Regions from separate parts of the Mus musculus genome. Here region 1 is linked to region 2. The links are chromatin loops, found by intact Hi-C in ENCODE. Cell type or tissue: heart. All regions are shown on one strand.

Region 1 (2,500 bases), 190 kb after region 2:
TGTTTGGAGTCCCTTGAAGTGGGTAGGCTTTTCTGTCCTACAAAGAGGAGCAAGTGAGTTTGGGATGCTTATCTTCGCTCTGTCCCTGGAGATGGCTAGCCTAGATAAACCCAGCGCCACAGTCACAAGACTATCTAACTCAGCTCAGAAAACGATCCTGGAGCCCTTGAAGCATAAACAGCCTGGAGCTCAGAAGTGAAGGAGGTCTGGTGAGAATGATGACAGCAGCATCTTTCAGGAGGTCCTGACTCCCAGAAAGGCCTGTGATAGGTAGGGTCTAGGAGTCCAGCTGCCTCATAATATCCCCTGTAGGACTTAATATTTCCAATCCTAAAGATAGGGCGGTGCCAGCATAAGGCGGGGCCCGGACAGCAGATATATAGGAGATGGAATTTTCTTCTGTGCCACTGGGTTCTTGTCATACTCCCTGTATCATACTGGCATTCTCCAAGGGCTGTGACCAAAAGGGCCCCTTGCCACTGCCCTGGAAGCTAAGGGCTGGAGCTCAGCAATGGACTGCAAGGTGACAACTGTCCCTTTGTGATTGTGGAACTAGCTTTCTTTTCATTTGTAAATGTCATGCTGGGAAGTCAAGGGAGCCCCCTTCTGGATACAAAAGTAGTCTTTAAGCCGTCCTGGGCAAGGCCTTTTGTCTTCAGGTTAAATGTCTTTCAGACAGCGTTATTAAGCAATACTCACTATTGTGGACCCTGGGAACTTGCTGATTTTGGAGAATGTAAACTAAGTTTCTGGAAATATGGTGAATTACGTGACTCTTGATTTTCTAAAAGATGCCCGAGCAGAAGGGAGTGAGAGAACGAATGAACAAATTAATATGAATGAGAATGGATGAATGAATGATTTTGTTTCTTCATCCCCAAATTTCCAGCTAGAACATTGTATTAGAACCTTGGTGGAAACAAGATGTAGGCTAGAAACAGTACTAACTTCTGCTAAGGGGTTGGAGCAAGGATTCTTCCCCCTTGAGAGGATCTTGGAGCTCCAAGCTGCTGTTGCACTCTCTTCCTGCCAGGGTGAGCCGCGAACCTCCATTGCCTGAGCGCTGGCTCAGGCGGCTCACTGCAGTCACAAGCCATCGCCACCTTACAGTAGTGTAAAATGAAACTTGCTTAAAGACTCTTTGATGAGAGAAGATCAAACAGCTCAGGGTCCCTGTCTTAATCAACCGTGAGCCAGGTGGCCTCGCAGAGAGCTGGATTTGGGGCTTCTGTGGACTTTGTGTTTAGCAAATTCATCAGCGTAATCCCGTTGAAGCCCTGGCCTGGGCGCAAATCTCTTCGCACTACACTGCTGCTGTGGGTCCACGGTGTCAGTTCTCGGGGCAAATAAATCAGGGTTAATTAGAAGTGGGGAGGGTAGAGGGGGAAAGGAGAGGCACAGGAAGATTTCTGCTCTGAGAGACGGTAAGTCCTCACCACTGCTAGTTCGGGAAGGAGCAATCCCGTTCCTCTGCTTCCCCCTGGTGGATCCTATCGGAAGTGATCTGGACCTAAAGTGAATTAAAAAAATAATTCTTTGGAAGATTTGTTTCATTTTGTTTTTAGAGACAGGGTTTCTCTGTGTAGCAGCCCTGGCTTTCCTGGAACTCACTGTTTAGACCAGGCTGGCCTCGAACTCACAGAGGTCCACCAGCTTCTGCCTCCAGAGTGATGGGATTAAGAGGGTATGCCACCACACCCGGGATAACTTCTCCAGCTCTCACACTGAAAACGTTTCAAAGCTAAATAGTCTCCAACTTTTAATATTCCATATAATATATAGTAAATCTTCGCATAATAGAATAAGATAGGATAGCGTCTAACCGCTGTCTAAAGACTAAGGAGTTGGGGTCTGGCACAGAGGCTCTCAGTGAAATGTTTATTCAGTTAGGTTTAATTTGCACACCAGCATTCCTCATTCCTGGATGAAAACTTAGGCTCTTCAGATGATAAGTACCACACTTAAGGAGAATCCTATGCTGCATGTATTTCAGGAAAGTTCATTCATCTATAACCATTTTTTATAAAACTTTTTAGAAAATGAAAATATGTCATTTGTTTCAATGAGAAAATGTTAATTTCAAATTTTCCACTTTTTTTAAAAAAAGAATATTATCTAGGAAGCTTATGAAAAATACAAGCAGGTAATAATTTTGTGCCCACTCATGTTTTCCTTTTTTAAAAAAATAAAAGCTGTTGGAACTTGTGTGATAAATCTTTTAAGCATGCAACTCAATATTTATAATCTACTAAATTTTAGATATAACAAGTGCCAACTATAGAAATCACACAGCATTGTTTTCATATTGGGCTTTAGATTATGTTTTCTAAGAATGGTTTTAAAGAAGTAAATTGACCTTCAACAAAAGAACTCGAGAGGTTTTGTTTTTGTTTTTGTTTTTTCTTCCTGTTGTTGCTTGGGACAAGGTTTTGCCATGTAACCCAGGCTTGTCTTGACATGGCAATCGTCCTACCTCAGGGTCTAAATGCTGGGGTGACAA
Region 2 (2,500 bases):
CATGGGCATCTTTCATAGAGTGTTGCTGAGTAATATTAAGCACAAATCGAAGAAACATATTGTTCTGTATTATGAACATAGCCAAAGGAAAAAGAGCATTTGTAAAATATGCAGGGGCATCAGGCTGCCAACAGAATTACTTTGTACACTTAATATATTTTCATATATTCAATATATTTTAATACAATTAAGTAATGTATCGCTTAATATATTTTACTGTAAGTCTCTCTGAGGTGTGTGTGTGTGAGTGTGTGTTTGTGTGTGTGTGTGAGAGAGAGAGAGAGAGAGAGAGAGTGCTTCAGCTTTTACAATCATCAGAGAAAAATCAACAAAATACATTTGTCCTTCCTTCTTCCCTGACTACCACACACAAATACAAGCAAGAGTATTATGCAATAAGGCACGATGACACAGACCTATAATCCCAGCATTTGAGAGATGAGGCAGAAGGATTATAGATTAGAAACCAGCCTGGGGCTAAAGATAAAAAGAAACACAAGAGTTAGACTAACTGTAAAATATTCAGAAGCATCCCATGACACTGGCAACCTGATTCCGCAGAGGGATGTGCGGTTCCCCATCGTTTGCTCTGTGCCTCTCACCTGTGGGTAGAGTCAGCCTCTCTGATTCTCGCAGCCATGGGATGGATGCAGGCTATTAATTTGGAAAAGTCTGAAAAGTCCTTGGATAGCCATATCATTGGACACTGTTTGCACCTCTTTTCCAATAGCTACTTAATCATTCTCTTCTCCTTGGTCCATCTCTTTAAGATCTAATAAGATCTCTACACATTATAAGCCTGTATCTTTTTTTTAAAATTATCATTCTCTCATATATCACAGCCTGACCACAGTTTCCCCTCCCTCCCATCCTGCATGTCTCTCCCTGCCATCTCCACCTCCCCTCAGAAAAGAGCAGGCCTCCCAGGGACATTAGCCAAGCACAGCATAGAAAGCTACAATGAGACCAAGCACTTATCATCATATCAAGGCTGGACAAGGAAAAAAACATCCCATAAATAGACACAAGAGGCAGGGACAGGCCCTTCTCCAGCTCTTAGGATTCCCACAAGAATACCAAGCTACTCAGCTATAGTATACATGCAGAAGACTAGGCCATATCTCTACAGAGCCTGTATCTTTTATTCTAAGGTTCATTTCAATATATTTTCAATATGAATTTCACTGTACAGAATTACAAAGCAAAATGTTATATGCATATGTGCACATATAACTGGCACAAATACTGACATTGAAATTAAGCAAATAATTATATTTGATTGGTTGTTATATTACAGAAGGAATATATTTCATTTATGACAAAAAATAAGTATGCTTTCCCAGAAAAAAATCAAGAAATATTTACTCTAGAGAATATTTGTAAGTGAGGACAAATAGGTAAAGTGATTGTCATAAAATGTACTTTTTAATAACCGCTAATAATTTTGTTTTTAGGACTGGTCTGTGCACATCCATTTTGTACTTCTGTACTTATAACATTATAAAAGTCACCAGTAGAGGGAGTAAATAATTTAAAAATCAAATTAATTTTGATCTATTTTACTTTTTAAGGTATATAAGGCTTTATCTATTTCTACAAAATACCTGTATTAAATTGGTACTATGTAACTTATTCAAGATCTATAACTATACAGTTAGAGAAATATAAGAATAACTTTAAACATAATTTTAAAATATCCAGATCTAAACTCTAATCCAGTTTAAATCAGAACCATATGTATTATAGAAAGAATATGGATGTGAATAAAAGAGACTTAAGTTTTTATTTTTTCTTCTTCTTTAAAAAATTTTAAAGTTAGCACATAACACTGCAGCGTTTTTATTCATATGTGTTATTATACTTTGCTCTGTTTCTAATGATGGGCTTTAGGGAAATCTGTGCAATTTCTCCAATCTTCATTATTCAAGTCTTTAAGATAGAAAATGAGGAGAAGGAGGAAGAGGAGGAGGAGGAGGAAGAGAAATAATCACGGGGGTAGGATGCTACAGAGCACATCTGGACCGGGTAAATGTGGTGATGTAATGGTGAAATTAGCATAGGAAGCACTGGGAGTCCTCACTAACCCACCTCTATGAGCGTTCATCACACCTTCTCACTTCCTCCTGTGTGTCACCAGTCTTCCTCTTGGCAAAGGTAGGAAATGTTAGCAGGGCTTTCTTGGAAACTATTTGCCTTTGGCTGCTCTGCCACATTACAGGAAATCTCTCTGCTCTGCCATTTTCCTTGACTGTTAATGGCATTACCTGGATTCCAGAATGAGCCGTTTAAAGGAACACAGTCTCCACTCACAGACATCGTGAATTGTCGCATTCCATTTCTTCTTCACCAAAGCACTCTCCCAAGGTTTTATTGTAGTGTTGTCTCAACAGGGTTGGTTAACTGAGACATAAAGTGTCATAGGAAGGAAATTAAAGATACATGTCTAAATAATTATAAATTTCCCCAAATCTATTATATACATTGTCATTTTCATCAAGAA

What was found. A loop is a pair of places that touch in the nucleus more often than their neighbours do. Peaks named below come from ENCODE experiments on the same cell type or tissue, not always from the same donor. Only the 100,000 strongest peaks of a DNase experiment are listed, where the experiment ranks them.
Region 1: a loop joins it to region 2, with 14 times the contacts of the local background. A loop is called at or near these places in 12 of 42 quality-filtered maps.

The regions. Positions count from the first base shown.
Region 1 is chr19:30,553,339-30,555,838 of GRCm38, forward strand. No RefSeq gene overlaps it. Among named protein-coding and RNA genes, the nearest start is that of Dkk1, 5.1 kb to the left of the region's middle. In heart, a CTCF peak has its summit at 1,485 (motif pointing left); no DNase peak of the experiment used is centred here; H3K4me3 peaks cover 573 bases; H3K27ac peaks cover 590 bases.
Region 2 is chr19:30,363,652-30,366,151 of GRCm38, forward strand. No RefSeq gene overlaps it. Among named protein-coding and RNA genes, the nearest start is that of Gm36319, 30 kb to the right of the region's middle. In heart, a CTCF peak has its summit at 1,516 (motif pointing right); no DNase peak of the experiment used is centred here.